Linked DNA regions of Homo sapiens: region 2 is linked to region 1. Evidence: chromatin loops called from intact Hi-C (ENCODE). Cell type or tissue: heart right ventricle. All regions are shown on one strand. Each heading gives the region's core, and the rest is flanking DNA. Links, peaks and the distances in the headings are about the cores only.

What was found. Peaks named below come from ENCODE experiments on the same cell type or tissue, not always from the same donor. Only the 100,000 strongest peaks of a DNase experiment are listed, where the experiment ranks them.
Region 2: a loop joins it to region 1, with 2.9 times the contacts of the local background. A loop is called at or near these places in 4 of 110 quality-filtered maps.

What each region holds. Positions count from the first base shown.
Region 1 is chr5:71,778,184-71,789,072 of GRCh38, reverse strand. No RefSeq gene overlaps it. Among named protein-coding and RNA genes, the nearest start is that of CARTPT, 64 kb to the right of the region's middle. RefSeq lists an enhancer at 10,037-10,331. In heart right ventricle, for the core only: CTCF peaks have their summits at 5,770 and 5,974 (motif pointing left); DNase peaks (open chromatin) are centred at 5,942 and 6,263; H3K4me3 peaks cover 832 bases; H3K27ac peaks cover 615 bases.
Region 2 is chr5:71,969,165-71,980,053 of GRCh38, reverse strand. LOC124901000 (a long non-coding RNA gene) reads right to left here and starts at 2,046. Exons shown (of 2, transcript XR_007058811.1): 1 at 1,918-2,046. In heart right ventricle, for the core only: no CTCF peak of the experiment used is centred there; DNase peaks (open chromatin) are centred at 5,702 and 6,897; H3K27ac peaks cover 2,616 bases.

The DNA.
Region 1 (10,889 bases), core at 1,925-9,924:
CTCTGCTCAGTTGACACCTTTTCAAAGAGGCTTATCTCAGCCATCCTTTCAAATTAGAAAGCTGCTCCTTTCTCTGCCTCAACTCTCTTTCCCCATTCCTCTGTTACTTTCTTTTTTTGTTTTTTGTTTTTGTTTTTTTTTTGGTCATACCACTTACCATCTTCTCATATACTAATTATGTACTTTACTTAATTATTACCTTTCGTATCTGCCTCCCGTGCTAGGGGTTCAGCTCCCCAAGGGCAGCTACTTTTGTCTGTTTTGTTCACTGCTGAGTCCCAAGTGCCTAAACCATATCTGGCACATAGTAGATACTTTAAAATTATTTGTAGAATAAATGAAGGAATTTCTTCTTTGTAAATATTTTTTCTTATACCTCATTAGCATGTATCATTTTAATAAATAAAACATTTTTGCAAATCCACAATTAGGTATTTTTGTCACCAGTCAACTTTTTTTTAAAGACTGGTTAATCCCATAAGGGTTCTCTCCTTCAATAGAATTAAATCTGTGAATCTCCTATGACATTATCACCCTTAAAGTTTATCCACAGCTCCAGGTCCAACAGCTATCCTGATACCAAAAGCTGTTCAACTGATTTTTTTTTCAGCCATTGGTGATTTTTTCTGCAGCACTAGCCACAAATGTTCTCTTCAGTCTGCTTCAACTATTAAAACAAGGAGAGGAACAGCCTCAACTGGCCCTTCTAAGGTTCCTGAACAAGGTTCCCTTGAAATACTTTGTATGTCTGTGACAAAGACAGAGAAAAATAATTATTTACGTGCCAGGAACTCTCTCTACCACTCTGCTGGCTAGCTTTTACCTCTTTGGTAGACAGTGCCTGCGCTATTAGCTAAACTCTGACAACTGGATGTTTGTACCTAGCTCTTCTCCCTGATTTTCATCACTGAAAGCTCCAGCAGGTTCTTGGTTCACCAGCAGACCTGCTTGGATTCATCCTGTTTTCAGTTACAGACTAAGCTCTCCAGAGTAAATACATGCAGCTAAAAACCTTCAGACAAGTGGCTTGGGTGGAGGAAGTTTACCACCCCCATCATCTCCATCAGCCACCCCAAATAAGCATCACATCTAAGTAATAGACATCATGCTCACAACTAAAAGGCAGGGTTGTATAATGGACAAGTGTATAGATTTTGGAGTAAAACTACATTGGCTTAAGTCCTTTCTTCACCACCCGTGTATGACTTTGAGCAAGTTACTCACAATGCCTCAACTGGAAATCAGTACAGTAAGGTTAATAATAAAACATCCATCATAGGGTTGTTTTGAAGATTAAATGAAGCATTCTCACTGCAAAATAAATTTTCAATCAATGGTAGTTTAAATTATTATGCAAACTCTGTTGCAGAACAAGTCCCTAGCTGACCCCCTTTGAACCAGATTGGCACCCCTAAGCCCTTTATTTAGAAAGTTTGGGAGAACCCCTGATTTAGACAAGATTTGCCAAGCACTTCCAGTTTTCTATGGTCACCAATCCAATAGCTCTTAAAAGGAGATATCTGTTTGCTTATGCTGTAAGACCGCCAGCCCAGTGACACCCTCTACCCAACACCTTCACACAGAGAACCAAATAACCAGAAGGGCACAGGCCATGTTGCCTGTTCTCCAGTCTGTGAGCAAGGGTAAAGTTAGCATTTTCAGACAGAGTCTGCTACCGAGTAGAAATCAGCCATCTTGGAGTCTATACTCCCACGACCACCTCAGTCTCACACTTCTGCAACCCCAAAGATTATTCACAATTGCAATTTGATAAGATCTACCAAAGACTGCAAATGCAATTAAGACTTGAAGCATCTCCCATTTTCCATTTTAGTCAAAGAGAACAATGCCAAGCAACTTCTTGAAAAGTCAGAGTTTCCAGAACTCTGTGCCCAAATTTCAGACCAAGAGCTGGGAACTGATGAAAACACAATGTAATCTTAACCCCATGCAACCTACTCAGTTTCTAACATTTATCACCCAAGTGATCTATTTGGATGAAAAGGAAATTCTATCTGTTGCAGAATTATGTTCTACACGAATTCAAGGAGAATTTGTTTCATTTGCCATTTCTTCTGGGCCATGAGGGTCTCCTTGTCCTCTGAAAAAGCAGATGGTGCAGCTGAGGTTGTGAGCTCTCTGACCAAATCCAAGTGACAGGAAGGGGACCTGCAGGCACAAAGAAGCAATTTGACTTAGAAACGTCACACTGCAGGCTGCCGATTAAAAACCTTTGTTGAGATGCAGTCAGCCATGGAAGATGTCATGTGTTGTCAGGTTTAGAGACACCTGTGCCACTGATGGGTGGCTTCTTCCATTGACTTCGGCACTCCATCTGAAGTGAGAGGGCATTCCTACCAAGAACTCTGAGACTTAAAGGGAGAATGACACAGGAACAAAGAACACAAGCCTAAAAGTCAGATTATTATGCTACCACTGACTCTATTATGAAATTCTCAGTTCTCCAGACCTCGGTTTATCTTCTGTGCAGTGAGGGATTTGAGCTATAGGATCTCTGCGGTCTGTAACTCCAGCCACAGGAAATGGAAGTCTGCTCCCTTTCACAAAGGCTCTTTGTCGTGAAATCCCTTGCTGCTGACCCCCTGGACCTCATGCAAGCACCATCTTTAGAAATTAGCATTATATTGATTTTGACTTGGCTGTCATTGATGCTTCTGTTTTATGTGTTTTAATTAAATGTTATTATTTGCCACTGTGTCCCGAGGCCATGTGTTGGGAATGGGTGAGATTGCATAAATCAGACGTGGAATTCTATGTTGGGAGTCCATTGACTCTCTCAGGATATCGCTGTAATTATTTCCCTTGGATCAATAGAGAAGCTTTGATGTTGTCTTTACAGCCAAGAGAAGGCTTCTTTCCATTTATCTCCCACCTTGTTGAAAATGCACAGAGCCCTTCTCTAAAACTCACCCTCCCTTAATATAAAAATGAGCATTTCATTGTGTTTTCAATGTTGTTGCTATTTTTTAGGCACTGTCATCTTTCAGAGCCACCTCCACCTGGGGACTGGGAGCCAGTTTCACTCTGCGACATGAAGTCCCGTCTTGGGCCTGGGCCTTCTGTCCGTTCCCCTCCGGCTCCCATCATGGTTCCTCTCTGCACTGCAGGCCTGGGGCCACTATTCATTCTAAACTTCTTCTAGATGCTTGTGTTATCAAGGATGTCATTTTTATTACCCTCTCTACACTCGCATGTCTGCCTTGCATAAAGTTAGCTCTCAGTGCATGTTGGTTGAATCGAACTAAGAGGAGAGAGTGAGGAATTTGAACTTCTCTCCAGCAGAGTCACCTAGAGCCAGTCGAGGTTCATTTCAGAACCTGTACCCTAACTGGGACAGGAAAGACTGTAGCTGGAGGAAGAAGAGAGGCTATGGTTTTCTAGAGCATCATTCTGTATGTTAAGTCCAAACAATACTAACGTTTTTTTAAAAAACTCCCATTATATATAATAAATTCTTAGCATACTTTGGGGGTGGGGCTGGGAGGGATGATTTACTAACCATTTTTTGCTCATGCTTAATAAATATTTCCTGAAAGTATACAAGTCAAGAATCCAATTCAAGAAATGAGAAAAAAGAGCATCTTCCTCAAAAAAAAGAAAAAAAATTTTTTTAAATCAATGAAATTCATTTTGTACTGTTTACAATTTTATTGCTGCATCCTAGGCACTGACACATAATAAATGCTCAATAAATATTTATTGAACAAAAATAAATCAATAAACAAATATTTCTTGAATAGATATTTACATAGAAATGAGGCACCAGAGCAAGTGCAAATATCCCCTCAGACTCCCTGTCTTCCTCAATCCAAATCCAACCACCTCCAAGAAACAGGGCTTTCCCCAACACTGGCATTTTCATTTTTCTGAATTTCTAAAGCCATAGGTTTCTGCTTAATTATACCTTTATTTACTTAAAAAATATTTATAGAGCACTATGTGCCAGTCACCATTCCAAGCACTCATATATATCTCATTTAATCCTTAAACAATTCCATGAGTGGGTATTAATATTACTAATATTATTATCTTCAACTTACTGATGAGAAAATTGAGGCATGAAAGAGCTAAATAACTTGGCCAAGATCACACAGCCAGTGAGTACTGGAGTCAGGATTTATCTATTTTTATTTTATTTTATTTTAGAGACAAGATCTTACTCTGTTACCTAGGCTTGAGTACAGTGGTACAATCACAACTCACAGCAACCTCGACCTCCTGGGCTCAATCAATCCTCCCACCTCAGCCTCCCAGGTAGCTAGGACTACAGGGTCACACCACCATACCAGGATAATTTTTTTTATTTTTTTGTAGAGACAGGGTCTCACTTTGTTGCCCAGGTTGTTCTCAAACTCCTGGGCTTAAACCGTCTTTCTGCCTCAGCCTCCCAAGGTGGGTAAGCCCCAGAATCTGTTTTTGTGACCACTATTCTGGGCCACTACCACCCTTGCCATGATTGATCTTCAGTTGTTTCATGCCAACCTGGGCTCTCTCGTTGTCCTGTGAGCCTCCTGACAGGTGGGACCACAACTCCTGCTGCTTTTATCACATTCCCCCATCATATTTATTCAATAAATGTTTATTAAGCACCTCCTTTGTTTCTGGCATGTTCTAGGTTCCAGGAATACAGCAATGAACCAGACTGTCCAATCCCCTCCTCATGGAGTTTACATTCCAATGAGAGAAAAACAGACGATACCCAGGCAAACAAGATACTTAGAGATCATTACAAGTGCGATAAAGGAATAAAACAGAGTGAGGAGTCAGGAGGCCTTGAGGCAGAGGGAGCCTCCTTACATCATGGGGTGAGAAAGGGCTGTCTGCGCTGAGCCCTGAGGAAAAAGAGCCAGCCAGTGAGGAGTTAAGGGAAGAGAGCTCAGGTGCAAAGAGCCTGAGGCAGAAATGGGCTTGGCAAGTTCTGGAAGGAGAAAGATGCCTGGAGGGTGACCAAGCAGGATAGGAGAGGGGAACAGAGCTCAGAGCTTGCAGGCCTGGGGAAGTTTGGATTCTGCACACGGTGTTGAGAGAAGCCACAGGACATGACACAGCGCTCACATGACACAGTGAACACTAAACGACTACCACATCTCTATACCTGGGTGCCTCTCTGCACACCAAGCTACCTGGAACCACTGAGCACTGCCTCCGGGGTGCCCCGTTACCCCCAAAATTGCTGTTCTAGTAGGGTGCCGGGGACAACCTTGTGGGCCTGGAGTCAGATGGTCTGAGTTTCAATCTCTACTCTTCTGATCACACGTTGAATGACTTTAGGCAAATTATTGAACCTAAGCTTCAGTTTTCTAGCCTGAAAAAAGTACATCATAAAGGACATATCCCAGATTACTGTAAGGGTTAAATGAGCGGATAGGTACCACATGCTCAGTCGTTCTTATGTTGTGGTGGTGATGTTTATTAATCGTGCTAGGAGTTCAGCCCTGAAGTGTAAACACTTCCTAGCAGAACGTGCTGTAATTTCTGGCATCAGCTATACCGTTTTCTGGGCTAAGAGCAACAGATCAGTGAAAAGGGTCTGAAAAGAAGAAAAAAAAAAACGGTATGATACAACACGTCTACTATTTCCCAAATAACATGACCTCTACTTTCTATTTTTTATGCAACACGCTGGAAAGTTCTAATGCATTCAAAATCCCTCTCCAAGCTCTCTCTGGTTTCTTATTAGCATATGTCCAGAGACAACATCAGTCGTGCGACCCTCTGAGGAGAATCGATGACTGAAAATGTAGCGCGCCATGACCAGAAACTCAATTCCCGGCCAGATGAAAAAAGAAGCCCATTTAACCCAAGGAATGTCAAGGCCAGGGTTTCTGTTCAGATATCCTGAGAAACGAGTTACATGGAAACGCCGAGACGGAGGCCTCCATCCCCACGCCGAGCATGTCTTTTCTTTGGTGCGCCAAGGAACCCATTAAGAACCAAGCCCTGGCGCCATCTCCTGGCAGTCTCGAAAACTGAAAAGCAGACGTTTAACACAAGGGACCCCTCCCTCTCCTTGACAGAAATTAAGTTCGGGGGAAAAAAACTGGTAATTTCATGGGAACTTCTGTGTTTTCAACCTCCTGTTAAATATTTGAATCGAGAAGAGCAGATGGTAGCAGTCTCAGCCATTTACAGTCCCCACAAGGGACTGTCCCTGCTATACCGCCACTTCCTTTGTTTCTGTAAGAGCTTGTCACTCAACAGAGGTACCAGAGATCAGAGCCAGCACATTTATCTGCAGTAGCTGGTGCTTGGCCCCACTCCCACAAGTGCACCCAGCATTACCTGAGGATAGTCCTCTGCCCAAATTAACATCTTCAAATACATCTACTTTCTCAAAATACTTTACACAAAGAAAGCATGCATGAAATCTGCCTTCAAAGAGGTGGGCTCCAAACTCACTGCAAAGCTGCAAGCCCAAGTTCACCTCAGTACCCAGAATCTCATGATAAGGATCAGTTTGGGGTCTTGCTCTCCCTAGGGAAAGACCAGGTGGCACCTTTGCCTTCACAGCCACTTTCACTTTCCAAGGCTTTGCCTGGCCCGGGGAGTTTCCGCAGTTAGCGTTCAGCTTCATACTCACCATAAAGCCAGGTAACTTGGCATCATTAGACACAGAGCCTGAAATGACTAGAAAAAATAAATCTGCAGGGTTGCTGACCAAGGAGTGAACCAAAATCCCCAGGAATTTGGTCTTATTCCTCTGGAAGGACAAGCAGGGTGGTTTTGAAAACAGGGAAGCCATTGGCTGGGCTGGTTCCTCCCTGCTTTACTCAGGGATATATATTTACTTATTTAAAATGCATTGAGCCCTTTCTGCTTGGCAGATAATGTAAAAAGCACTTTACCAGCAGTTCTTTATTTAATCTCAACAACAACCCATACAACTGGTATCATTTTTATTTCCATTTAACAGATAGAAAACAGAGAGAACTTTACATAACTTGCCCAAGATCTTAGAGCAAATAAATGGTAGAGAAAGGATTCAAGTTTATGCATCCTGATTCTTCTTAACCACATAAGAAAGTATCTCTCAGAGACCCAGGACTTGGGATTTTCATTGGCACTTCTGAAAACACAGCCACTCCTCATGTTTGTAGGATGAATGAAATGGGATAATTTTCCCTAAAGAAAAAAGGTGCCCTCCATAGCCCTTCGAATGTGTGTGTGTGGTGGGGGAGGAGGAGATGCAGTAGCATCTGGCCCCGAATTTTAGTCCTTCTTGAACAGCATATACCCCATGTAAATTCTTTCCCCTGAGTCTTCACACGCTTGATCCAGTTACTGAACCGTAGTCCTCATCCCCAGCCCATTTTTTAGGACCTTGTCCTTAATTTTCTCATATCATTCATGCCTGATGACTGATTTCTCATGGTTATTTGCAAAAGCACAAATACAAATGCTATTAACTGGTAATAAAACAAGCCAGCCATTTCTAAAACTCAGTGCTGGTGACTGCTTAGTGGTCTTTGGGGACCCTGGGTTTGCCAGATCCCACTAAAGCAAACATTGCTTTCGATACAAACTTGCCAAGCGTGATTTGTAGTGATTCGAGACCAGGACAAGGCAGTACACAGTCAGGTATGGGGCGGCCGGGTATGGGTAGTGAGTTCTACTCATGCTCAGAAATAGAAATGGTTGGCATGGTGGGAGCAGTCAGAGGGGAAGCCACTGCTCCTGCCCCTGCTCTCTTTATACCTTGCCTGACCTCAGTATCTGATGTGTAAAATGACAGAGCGCAGTTGATAACAAATCCCTTTTGAGCACTGACCATAATTCAGGCACTCTGTGGTCCTGGTGATACAGTGTTGAACAAGACAATGATTTTGTCCTAATGGATTTTATAGTGTGGTGGGGAAGAAGGGGAAGGCAGATGATAAACAGATAAATAGATAAGTTACATGGTAGGTAGTGATACAGGCTACAAATAAAAGTAAGTCAGGGTAAAAGGATAGTGAGTTGCAGTGGGGTGCCAGAAAGGGAGGCTAGGGAGATCTCTTTGATGAAATAACATTAGAGTAGGGGTGTGGATGAAGTGAGGGAGCAACCCAAACTCAAAGCTGTGGGAAGAGCATTCCTGGAAGAAGCAGCAGGGAGGAAAAGGCCCTGAGATAGGAACGACGCAATGTGTCCGATGAGCAGCAAGGAGACCAGTGTGGCTGGGTCACCAGGAGTGTTGGGGAGTGGCAGGAAATGAGGAGCACCCAGGAGCCAGAGCATGGAGGGCCTGGCAGGCCATGGGAAGGAGCTCAGTTAGGAAGCCCCTGAAGGCTTTAGAGTGTGTGCCAGGCAGGGCGTGGTGGCTCATGCCTGTAATCTCAGCACATTGGGAGGCCGAGGCTGGTGGATCACTTGAGCTCAGTTTGAGACCAGCCCGGGCAACATGGCAAAACCTCATCTCTACAAAAAATACAAAAAAAAAAAAAAAATAGCTGGGCATAGTGGTAAGTGCCTGTAGTCCCAGCTACTTGGGGGGCTGAGGTGGGAGAATCACTTTAGCCCAGGAGGTTGAGGCTGCAGTGAAATGAGATTGCACAACTGCACTCCAGCCTGGGTGACAAAGTGAGAATGTGTCTTAAAAAAAAAAAAAAAAAAAGTGCGTGTGCCAGAGTATCTCTAACTCTCTCCGAATCTAGGCCTTGAGACTTGAGCAGGACCATCCTAAATAAGTAGGACCTAGACTGGAGGAATACAAATGCTAAGTATTCACATTTAACATGGTATGGGCTCCTTTGCAGTTAGAGAGTCACTTAATTAGGGAGGTAACCAAAGCAAGCAGAAAAATACCAGAGTTAGAGGTTCAGAGACCAAAGAGAGTCCCAAGCATTTCATGAGCAAATTGGGAAATACGTGGTGCAACTGACCTCTTTAGGCAGCCAGTCCCTTATGCTGTCTCTCTTCTGGCCCAAGACTCTCAATATGGTGCCCTGTTAGGGCCATGCAAGGCCCTGTCCTCCTAAATACCAACCTGCCATTTGAAACTTATTCCTCCTTGTTTCATTGCCACTGTTATCTGTACTGTAGATTACAGGTAGTTGCTAATGTAAAATAAATCCAAGCTAACTTGGCACTTCCCAAATTTCCTAGAAGTCTACTAAGGTAGAAGAGAGAAAATTGTGGCCCCAGAGCATCTGGAAGTTGTAAGGTAAGAAGCAGTCTGTTGCAAGCAGGAAACTTAATTGAAGATTCACATTTTGTCATAAAATTCATGTGAATGTTGCATTCTATTCCAGGTCTATTTGTAAGAACTTAACAGCAATGTGTTACATTACTCAATGACCAAATATGACCCACCAAGAAAATATGTCACATACATTATCCTGTGCTTTGCCACACACCTAGCACACTCTACTGTGTCCCTATGACTGGAAAAACGCAACTTTTTCTAGTTGAAAAGCATTAAGTTGATAACTAAACTTAACCCAGTTAAAGCACTCTTCTCTCCAGAAAGATCTTAAGTCATTGCTAATATTTGGGATTTCAAAGATCATGGCTCACCATTGGAAGGAAAATGTGAAGCAGAGGGCTCCTAAAGCAGATCTGGGTGTCTTCTTAAATAAAGACCCTAATGCCAGGCCCGATTCCACAGTTGTTTATCTTAGGAAAGCCCAAGCCATTTCAACTATGGGTTGAGTTGCCAATACAAGTTGGAAATATTCTGCATCTTAGCCATCTCTGAACATCAGCAGGCATACATGAGAATAGCGTGCACAATATGGCAGCTTCATAGCTTTACATAAGTGTGAGTACATTCCTTCAGTGTCGCACGCCTTAGAAAGTAATGTTGCAGTGAATACGAAAAGCATTCACAAACTGACATTTCTGTTTACCTAAGTGGTAGTTAGCAGCATCTCTGAATGATGATGTTTCTCCTATTATTTAATATCTGACAATATCTTGGCTCATGTTCTAGTGGATTTGATATAAGAAGGTTACTTGTGCAACACAGTTGTCTGTAGAGATAGAAGAATGTACTTATTTGGGGGTAAAAAGGAAAATAGAAGGATATATGCATTATGATACATGCGTCAATATCACTGTGACTATACAATGCTGTATCTTGAGGGACTTACTCTAAATACCATCCTTTCTTCCATCACATAATGCACATAATCACAGGCTTTCTGGCTCCTAGAAAAGGAAAGAATGCCATATTGATTGCTGTGGATACTAGCGGATTGAGCAGGCTGCTTCTGCCATACAGTGGGGACTGTTGAAATGGCAGCCACAGGAAGTGTCACCTACTTTCAGTCAAAGAGAAAACGTAAAATATTTACTGTCTATGCAATTCCTATTTTCAGTTATCTCAAATTAACAACAATTATAATACATAGCACACACAGAATGCTTTATATAATTGCAAGTGCATTGTGCAGCACAAAATGTACTGAAGATATGGTAAATATATAATTTCATTCTGTCATTTTACCTTATTAAATATCTAGTTTTTCTTGTATTTACAGTAAGACTACTTTTTAAAATTCAGGTCTGATATGTGTTTTTATACTTAATTTTAAAAATAGTATACTAAGTCCAAAGTAAGTAGCATTTTTGCTTTAGGGGGCAAAAATATCTCAGTCTGTGATGACAATTTTTTTTTCTATGAGAGGTTCCGTTTTTGTTTAAGCTAAGCATTGTTTTTAGGTAGAATATTCCTACCCCAAAGATTTAAGAATTCTTATAAAATAAATAGAAGTCTTTGTTTAACTTATAAGTTAGTTTTTAAACTGGATATTAAAAGAATACTCTAATGGTTGACTTCCCAAATTGATAGAGGCAGATGCAGGGATGGGTTATTTGGGCAGCTTTCCAGGGCACCAATCAACCAGGAGAACTGAAACATCAAGGAAAGCATAATGAAATGAATTTAT
Region 2 (10,889 bases), core at 1,243-9,242, 190 kb before region 1:
TCAAGTCCTGTAGTTGGCCCTGCAGAACCCACGTATAGGAAAATCTGGCTTTTCATAAACATGGGTTTTGCATCCAGCAAATACTGTATTTTTGATCCATATTTGGTTGAAAAAAACTCGAATATATGTACACAATAATAAACAAGTTTTGCACACTCAAAAGTTCTCTCAGTGGACCCACACAGTTCAAACCCATGTTGTTCAAGGGTCAACTGTATATATACGTACATATATTATATATAATATATGTATATATATGTATATACATACATATGTTCAAACATTCTTGAATATATACACATTTACTTGTGCAAATGTACACAGCTCAAATGCTCATCAACAGTACAACAGATATAAAAATTGAGGTTTGTTCATACAATGGAATAATAAATGGCTGTTAAATTAAGTGAGCGATATCTGTGCATATTCATGTGGTTGTATCTCAAAAATATACTAAGTGAAGGAGATAAGTCATGTGGATTTCATTTCAAAAAATGAAAAACTGGAAAAATTGAACAAGTTAATGTGTAGGGGCTATATATTAATAGGTAGTAAAGTGATAAAGAAAATCAAGGGAACAACTAACACAAAATTCAGGACACTGGTTATCTCTGGTGGGAAGGGAAGGGCATGATAGAGAGAGGGAGTCTAGGAGCCCCTAAGTTCCAGGAAGTGTTCTCTTTCTCATGTTTGAGTGGTGGGTACATCCCAAATTAATTTTTAAATTAAACTGTACATATTTGTTTTATACATTCTTTTGATGTGGGGTAATGAGACCTTTCATACACCCTTGGTGGAAATGTAAAATCATATGTCTCTTTGGGAAAACAGTTTGATAGTCTGTTAAAATGTTAAGCATCACATTAAACCTACCATATGATGCAGCCATTTACTCTTAGATATATGCCACAGAGAAATGAAGGCATGAATCCATACAAACACTTGGAAACAAACATTCAAAGCAGCTTTCTTTGGAATAAGCAGTAACAACTGGAAACAATCCAAATGCCCCCGCGCCTCCTCCACCAACAGGCAAATGGATAAACAAATTACATCCATACATTGAGATGCTACTCAGCAACAAAATGCAATGGAGCATTGATAACACATTATACTCAGCATATTTTGAACAAATCTTGTATTTTGAATAAATCTCAAGACAATCATGCTGAGTAAAGGAAGCCAGATTAAAAAAAGAACATATTGTATAATTCCATTTATATAAAATTCTAGAAAATGCAAACTAATCAACAGAGACAGAAAGCAGTTCTGTGGTTGCCTATAGGGAATTAGTGGGATGGATTATCCAGGGGCAGGAGAGAACTTTTCGGGGTGAAGGACTTCTTTATTATCCTGATTGTGGTGGTGGTTTCATCACTGTGCACATATATTCAATTGTACCCTTCAAATATGTGCAATTTATGTATGCTAATTATATGTTAATAAAGTGATACACAGAATATATTATATATATATAAAAGTTCAGATAATGGGAAATTTTACAAAGAAAAGTGAAATAGGACATATGATAGAGACTCTCAGAATATGCTGCCTTAGAGCCTTAGATAGGATGGTCAGGGAAGGCCTCTCTGAGCAGGTGGCTCAGTGTAATAGCTGTGGCCAGATGGCCTTCCAAAAAAGCTGTAACAATTCATATTTCTACCAGTTACGAATGAGGGTACATTTTACTCCCATTTCCCTACCAGGGGCAAGGACATGTGTCTATTGTTTTGCTGATCTGGTGAGAGATGTCCTTTCTCAATACCTTCTGTTAACCTTGTTATTTACATCAGTCCAAGCTACAAATCTATTTATTATTAATCCAGAGAGACACTCTTCCAGATCTAAACACTCAATCTCTCAAAGGAGCCAAGACGTAGTATGCATACCCTACAGGGCATCCATTTCTCCACACACCTCTCTGTGCTGGCCCGTCAGTGTTCTCCATGTCCTCTGTTATCAGGGCCAACAGCCTTTGTCTCTTTCCATTCAGCCGACCTTACAGCAAGGCAGTCAGGGCTTCCAGAAGGTTCTAAGTGGGTGAGTGAAAGACGGTTGGTTCCTTCTCTCCAATCCTTTGACAGGAGATTTACTTCATCTTTACACAGAAAGAAAAAATATTAAAGAGGGTAGGAAACCGGCTAGTTTAATTTAGGAAGCACCTCAAGTAATTAAGCATTGAAATGTTGCTTCCCTGGTGCAATATTCTCCAGCACATTTTCTTTGATTCAGAGCTAATAAAAATCAACAACAATGTGTTTGGGGGAAGGGCAGAGGATGATGAGTGATGAGGGAAAAGGGGATGTAAATGGGTCGGGAGAGAAGGATGCCAGTTATTTTAGCCTACAAAAAGGATGCATTGTAAGCGACCAATTTCCATGATGGATAAAGATGTGCATGTCATTGTATACAGCCCTGATTCTAGGAGACAATTGTGGACCCTTCTCCAGCTGGCCCACTGGAAGGATCTGACTATTTTGGCTCACATGATCCAATTCCAAGGGAGGGCTCTTATTTCACCTCTTCCCTGCTTCCTTATGCTGAGGAAAGCAGGATTACCGTGGCAATGGAAACAAAATGTTAGAAGGAAGTTGGCTCTGAAAAATATTATAGAATAATTGGTTATTCTACCACTGCTTTCTGCCAAACCACTGTCTTCCCTTGAGAGTCCAGAGTTCTGAATTTAAGAAACAAAATAAATCTTTTTGTTGCTCAGACACCTCTAAATTCATTGGTATCTTTGAGATCCAACACTCTCAGTGAACATATATTGTGTCTGCTGTCTGGTAGACGTTCAGAGCCAGCGCTAAGTCCTGTGGCCCTTTTATAGTGCTATCAATTTGTCATCTGTCCTTGTTTTAAAGACCAGCACATTTTTGCCATGGCCTCATCTCACGATAATGAAGTCTTTGGAAAATTAGCAATCTCAGGCATTTAAACTTGTATGTGCACTGTGAGGCAAGGTGTGGGACAATGACTCCAGCTGCTAAAAGGGGATGTGCAATGATTATACTTACTCAGTAGACTTTATTTTTCGCACTGCCTAGGCTGCCCCTGGTGATAAGTTAGCCATTTAGGAAGACATTTGAACTCTGCAATTCCCAGTGTGTTTCTTAGGTCTTTGTCTGTACTGTGTCCTCATCGGAAACATGCTTCTCTTTGTTCAAGCACTCATCCATTAGCCAAAGATATATTTTTCCTTTGACATTTATAGTCTCCCCTTCACATATTGAGCATTTTAGGCATTTAGGTTACAAGATATAATACAAATAGTCCTTATGATGGAGAATCTGAGAGTTTAATGGAGAAGATTGGGAGATACACACACACAAACACACACACACACACACACACACATGCAATGGCTAAGAATATAGGCTTTGGCATCACGTGACTTGGGTTGTAATCCCATCTCTGGCACTTATGGCCTTGACTAAGTCATTTAATCTTTCTAAGCTTCAAACTCTCATTTATAAGATGGAGATTCATTCATCTAACAAATATTTGTTGAGGGCCCACTTTGTGCCCAGCACAGGCCTCGTACTAGGAATCTAACTTTGGACCAGCCAGACAAAAATCCCTCCCAAGTGCAGCTAGCATTCCGATATTAACAGACAGATTGAAAGTTAAACAACAGAGACATAATACGCCAGGTAGTGATAAGTGCAATGAAGAAAAATAAAGCAGGGTGAGGGGATAGTAAATGGAGGAAGATGCTGTTTTTGGTAGGTCAGAGAAAGCTCTCTGAAGAGGTAGCACTGGACAGAGATTTGAGTACGTTGACAGAGGGTCGCTGTGACAATCTGGGAGAAGAGCATTCTAAGGCAGGCCCTGAGATGAGAGAGCACACCTGTCATAGTCAACCAATAGCAAAGTGGCCAGGGAGCTCATGGTCACAAAAAAAAAAAAAAAAAAAAAATTGGGCATTTGGAAAGAGGTGAGAAATGTGAACAACAGAAATGGATCAAAGGTTAGGTTAAGCTAGTAGAGGAGACTTCTAGTGTGCAAATGTGCCAAAAATTGCCCTCACTCTCCCCTTAGCAGCCTGGTCTCCCTCTTACTCCCACAACTACAGGTCCTGATAGTACTGGAATGAAAATTTTTGTGATAAACCTTGGAGGCTTGCAAATCTTTTAGATTGATGTCCAGAAAGAAAAGAAGATATAAGTAACAGAGAGAAGCTGAACTCCAGAGCAAAAGACCAACCTGAACCTGAAACCTTTCCCACAATACTCTTTAAGTTTTCCTACTCTGTGAAATAGCTACTTACACTGCCTGAAATTCTACTAAAGATACATATGTATCACTATATGCCCTCTCTCAAAAGAAGAAAACTCTCAAAATGTGACTAGAAGTGTTACCTAGTCATTTGCACATGAGTATAAATTAGTGTGTTCATCTTTCTTTCTAACATCTAGCTGACATCATTTTCTCTAGAAGAAAGAGTATTTCAGTTAAGGGTAAAAGATAATAAGTAACTCTTTATGTTTTTTCATGTATTTTGTTCTACTTTATATTCCTGCTGCTTCTGAAAAAAATTTGAGGCAGCAAATATTTTTAAATTTTGAAGATTTGTGGAATAAGATGGACTGATTCCACTCTTTCTTCTACCACTTCTGCCTCCTCCACACAAAATAGTGATGCTATCTATAGCTGAAGGTATAGTTGGAACATGTTTGGAGGTTTGGAGACATTGAATTAAAGTGATCCCTGAGAACATAGAAAGTAAATTGTTTCCCACTAGTTATACTACAAAATCCGCACATGTTGGATAAGAGCAATACTACATCAACCTAAAACAAGCCAACAAACAAACAAATAAAAAAAAACCAGAATGGCTCCCAGGCTACCAATTTTGGCTCTGATCTGATTGAAGACATCATCATAATTAAAGCAACAATGTATCTGGCAAAAAATAATAATAATAAATAAGAAAAGCCAGAAAGCCCAGAAAAGAGAATGTGAAAGAAGCAACTCCCAAGCCTTGATTATGCAGAATGCCAGAAGAGAGACTAGTAGGGTCTAAAGTTGTCCTGTCTAGTCCTGTGACAGTTGATCCCTGATCTAAGTGAGGCTCAACACAGTTTTCTGATTGCACTCCAGCTTCCCTTGCAGATTTGCTTCCAGGGAGGAAATGCACTGGTAGCAACATGCTTGATAGCCAGCAATTTTTTTAACTGCCATTCTGGTTGGCACATCTAGCTGGTATGAGTCTGTTTAACCTGAGTCAGACCCTGAACTCCAATCACTTCTGACTCTAAGGCCACAAGAGGCTGTGTGCACATGACCTGATTATTATGAACTGTGGCCCAGGACTAGAACTGTATTAATAAAGAGAGGGAGAAAAATCTTCCCCCTCCAATTTCTCCTCCTGTCCTCCCCTACTGTCCCCCACTAGTCCCCTCTTCTGCACCGACACATATTCTATTCCTAGATCCCTCATTTGTGTTACAATTCAGCTTCATTATAGATAAAGTGGCTTCTGGGGATATCGTGAGACCTTCTCTCCACTGTTATTTCTCTGAGAAAAAAAAAAAAAAACATTGTTAATTCCAATGTCTGATTTTCAAATAAATTTTGGACCATGACCCAGTTACAATGTGGGGACATTTTGTTCCTGTAAATTGGTCTTTCTAGCCAGTGTCTGGGAGCTGGCTGGGAAATGTACTTAGTAAATCACTCCCAGTGGTTTGGGAAAGGACAGAGAAGGTTCTAGAAGAGATGAGTCAGGCAAGGGGGTGGGCAGCACAGAGGGGAAAGGAACAAAGAGCCAAGCAATATTCTGAAAACAGAATTTGTACCCAGCCAGAAATAACTGTCTGATCAGGCCTAGCTAAAGGCTTTCTGAAATGACAAAGCAAATATTAACAGAGAATTCTTTAAGAGCCTCTCTCAGTGAACACAACATTTTTTTGGTGATAAGCCAGGTGGGTTTATGAATAATACACTTTGCCAAGCAATCTTGATAAGACCTCATTCTCCCCTGCAGGGCTGGAGAGTTGAGAACTGAAGCTTTTGTATCTCAACAAGAATATAGCACCTGACACAGGGACCCATCTCCCTGTACTCACCAAACAGCTTGAGATGAACATGATGCCTGTCACAAGGATGCTAAAAAGCCCAAAGGACATTCTTTAAAAAACCGAAGGAAAATGATCAGCTTCCTTTCAACCCCCTACATGGAAATGGTGGACTTGGGCAAGAATAGCTCAATACTTAGCCAGCTGCTTCTTACCTAACTGGTGTGTGAGTGAATGTGAGTTTCTGTTTGGCAGGTGCAGGGATCTCGGATGAACCAGAAACTGTCAAAAGAGAAAAACTCGTGCAATGTTGTTGCTGCAATCCTTCTATCTTAAAATTAAGCATGTGGTTCCTTTACAAAGGGATTATAACAGCAGCTTTGTCAGAGTGCCATGATTATACATATTGAGAACTACATTCATTCATCCATTCATTTAACAAACATTTATTGGCTGTACTGTGTTCCAGGATGCAACAGGCCTAGGAGAGGCAACAGAAGGTACACAGTTGCAACCTTGTAGGAAAGAAGGAGAGTACCCAGGAGACTTTGAAAGTACAGAGGATGGACATAGAAGGGGAGTGAAAACAGAGATTGTCCCAGCCAAGTTCAGTCCCAACTGGTCAGTCATTTATAGCGTAGAAAAGAGCGGTACCTCCAAAAAGGGGTGGGGCAGAAAGGCTGGATCTGATACTGTCTGGGAAAAGCAAACGAACACTCAAAAAACTGAACCCAAACAAGCCACAGCAAGTAAATACACACACAGGATGACCAACTTGCAATATGCACATTGTGGAGGAGAGGAGAGCAATGTAGGACTCTGACAGGAAGGCAGGCCGGAATGTGACCCAGAGTGACGGAAGCCAGAGCTTTCACAGGGAGAACAGAGATTAGCCTGACAGGGTCAGAATCTCCAGCTATTTTGACAGTGCTTGTCAATATTTATTTGTTCAAAGTGTCCCCTCCACTTGAGAGAGTTGATACAGTTTCCGAAATCTGACAACTAAGAAGCTGGCAGGGTAGTCCCGGAACAGCAGTGACTATTTTCAGCATGGGGTTAGGGGAAGCACTCCAGCTCTGAGGTCAGAGTTGAGTTTCTAGCAAAGCTCTGCCACTCCTTGGTCCTCAGTGTCCTCATCTGTACAATGGGGAGAATAATAGAATTGCTTCAAAGCAAGGATTAAATAAGATAGATTCTGTACCAAGCTTACCATGTCGTGAATAGCCAGCCTGTGTTAGCCATTATCATTGCCAGCAGTAAAGGAGAGCTATTAAAATTTGTTGTCTGGGGAGACAGCAGTGCCCTGGTGTCACAGCCACATGGTTTTTAGGCAAAACAGAAATCAGCCAGGAAAGGGGAATTCTGCATCCCCCTCCTCTGTGGCTCCTCATCTGCCGAAGCCCCTTCCCCTGGGACCACACTAATTTAGCAAGAAATGTGACTGTTGAGCCCAGAATCCTACCTGCCCATTCCCCAGATCCATGCACACACTTGCAGATAGACTTCAGGGCTGCTGTAATAGAGACTAAGGTAAGGAAGGAAGAAACAGAAAGCAACCCTCCAGTATGAGGGAAAGGAAAAATGCTGAGATTTGGTGAAAAGAAAAAAAACCCACCTCTACAGATCGAACACACCATCATAGAACAAGAGCCAGGATACAGAAAGGCTTCCTGAAGTCACTGAGGGGAGGGAAACTGAGGCTTATTAATGTAATGGGACTTCAGTTAAATGAAGGGCCACCTCAGTGACAGGCACTGAGGACCTGTGTCCTGGCAAGGCTTCATCCACAGTTCCTGCAAAGAGCAAGAGCAACAGGCCAGGAACTGTCCAGAATGTAGAATTAGGAATGGCCAGAGATCTGGTGAAGAGAGATGCAGAGGATCTGGAAAGTGCTCTGGGGTTGCCAGCCAAAGATGCAAAGAGGACAGGGAGAGTGGGTGGCAAAAGGCATGGCTCAGTTATCTCCCTGCGGGGGGCAAGGGCAGGAGGGGACACAGGCAGTGAGCACATCAGCTCTGACTCACAGGAACGGTAAAAAGGATCCACACTAATTAGTTTGGGGATTTTCTTCTGAATTAATTTATTTGATAAGGATTTCTCTGAGAGTCTGGAAATTAATCTGCTATGGTCTGAATGTTTGTGTCCCTCCAAAATTTATGTGTTGGAATCTCAACCCCCAAGGTGATGGTATTAGGAGGTGGGGCCATTGGGAGGTGATTAGATCAACAGGCCTTCATGAGTGGGATTAGTGCCCCTATAAAAGAGGCCCCAGAGAGCTGCCCTGCCCCTTCCCCCATGTGAGAATACAGCAAGAAGGCACCATCTATGAACCAGAAAGCAGGCCTTCACCAGATGCTGAATCTGCTGGCCCCTTGATCTTGGACTTCCCAGACTCTAGAACTGAGAGAAATAAATTTCTGTTGTTATAAGCTAACAAGTTTATGGCATTTTGTTATAGCTGCCCAAATGAACTCAGACACACATATTGGAATTGAGATGTAAGAACTAACTCAGACAAAGCATCTCAGTCCACTGTCATGTGTAACGGCTCCCAGTCCCTACCCCATTCTAGGGAATAGAGGACATCACCTTCAGCCCAATGCCAAGACCTGCCCAAGCAGAGCCACTCTCAGGTACTTCATGGCTGGAAAGAAGGAATGTGGTATTTGGATTCACAAGGCCTTATCAGGCATATCCAAGGGTTAGGAACAAGAACTTTTGGGCTCTCCTCTTGCATCTTCTAATAATCTGAAGACTCCATTAGAGTCAAGGTGACCAGCCAAAACATCTGGAAGAAGATGCCCAGAGATGATAGCAGAATTACAAAAAGAAAATAAATACGTGCTACAAATGGTCCCTAATTGAAGTTTTTAATCATGTCCCTCAAATTCCTAGTTTCTTCCTTAACCAAAGGGTATGAATCAAGTTAAGCATCTTGACATAGAGATTCTTAGCATAGAAACCTCCTTATGAGCATACAATGGTCAAAGAGAAACCTGGCATAACCCTCATCCCTGCATCCACCCCACATTCTAGCTTTAGGCTATTTCTTTCTTTTCTTTTCTGTTTTTGACTCTTGATCTTTTCACAGTTTATTCTTCTTGTACTTTTTTATTGATATATAATAGTTGTACATATTTTGGGGGTGCATGTGATATCTGGATCCCTGTGTACAATGTGTCATGGTCAAATCTGCATAACTGGATGCCCATCACCTCAAACATGTATCTTTTCTTTGTGTTGGAAACATGATAATTCTTCTTTCCTAGTTATTTTGAAATATACAGTAAATTATCTTTAACTATAATTTCCTTACTATACTACTGTATACTAAGCTATTTTTAAAGCCAGGACTCTCCAGACTTGGGAACATTTTCAAATAGAAAATAGTGGATGTGGCCGGGTGCGGTGGCTCATGACTGTAATCTCAGCACTTTGGGAGGCCGAGGCGGGTGGATCATGAGGTCAGGAGTTCGAGACCAGCCTGGCCAATATGGTGAAACCCAGCCTCTACTAAAAATACCAAAATTAGCCAGGCATGGTGGTGGGCACCTGTAGTCCCAGCTACTCGGGAGGCTAAGGCAGGAGAATCACTTAAACCCGGGAGGCGGAGGTTGCAGTGAGCCGAGATCACACCATTGCACTCCAGCCTGGATGACAGAGCAAGACTCTGTTTCAAAAAAAAAAGGAAAGAAAGAAAGAAAATACTGGATGTACTGTACTGCATTCTCCTAGAACCTATCCCAGACACTTGACCTTTGCTGGGACCCCATAGTCATTAATCCTGGGGGAGGCATGGAAGTGCTAGGATGGGTCTCAAACAGTGAATCTAGATGCTTGATAGATGCCAACTACAATGAATTCAGTATGGGACTTTTCTTTTTCTTTTCTTTTCTTTCTTCTTCTTCTTCTCTTTTTTTTTTTTTTTCAAGATGGAGTTTTGCTCTTGCTATCTAGGCTGGAGTGCAATGGCATGGTCTCAGCTCACTGCAACCTCCACCTCCTGGATTCAAGCGATTCTCATGCCTCAGCCTCCCGAGTAGCTGGGATTACAGGCATGCGCCACCAAGCCTGGCTAATTTTTGTATTTTTAGTAGAGACAGGGTTTCACCATGTTGGTCAGGCTGGTCTCGAACTCCTGACCTCAGGTGATCCACCCACCTCAGCCTCCCAAAGTGCTGGGATTACAGGTGTGAGCCACCACGCCCAGCCTGGCACAGGATTTTTCTTCTCCTAACTCTCTGCTTATAAGTAAAGATGAAAAAGAGCCCCAGATTAGTCAGTGAGCCCTCATCTCTTGTCAAATTCTCTTCATAGTTGTTCACAGATACTCTCCCCATTTTCATATTTGTACAGCTTGTTACCATGGGAACATCTTGGTCCCCTCCCATTCCCATGCATCCTGCCCAGAGGATGTGTAGGCGTGATACAATGGTTGCTGAACTTAATGAACACAATCTGGTACATAGGCATACTTGGGCCCTTTGGAATTCCAAGGCACCAGTGGATGACACAAGTAGAGGAAGCAGTAAGGTGCATCTGGAAGGCAAGACCTTCCTAATCTTGCTTTTACATCTACATTAAGGTTTTCAGAAATAGTAGAGCATTGATTGTACATTCAGAACTGACATGTTCCTTGGAAAGATCTCTTCCCTCTCATAATTCATAAAGTAGAAGCTACATTCTGAAACCTGAAAGAAGCTATTTCTAAAAGCAGAATCTTTGCGATACGGAATTTAAGAACTTCTGATGATTTTAAATGAGTAAGATGCTGCAATATTATCTTAGAAGAATGCATTATCAGAAAATATTCTGAGCCAAGAACACTTTGCAGAATTCCCCAATAGATGAGACATGTCAGACACCCAT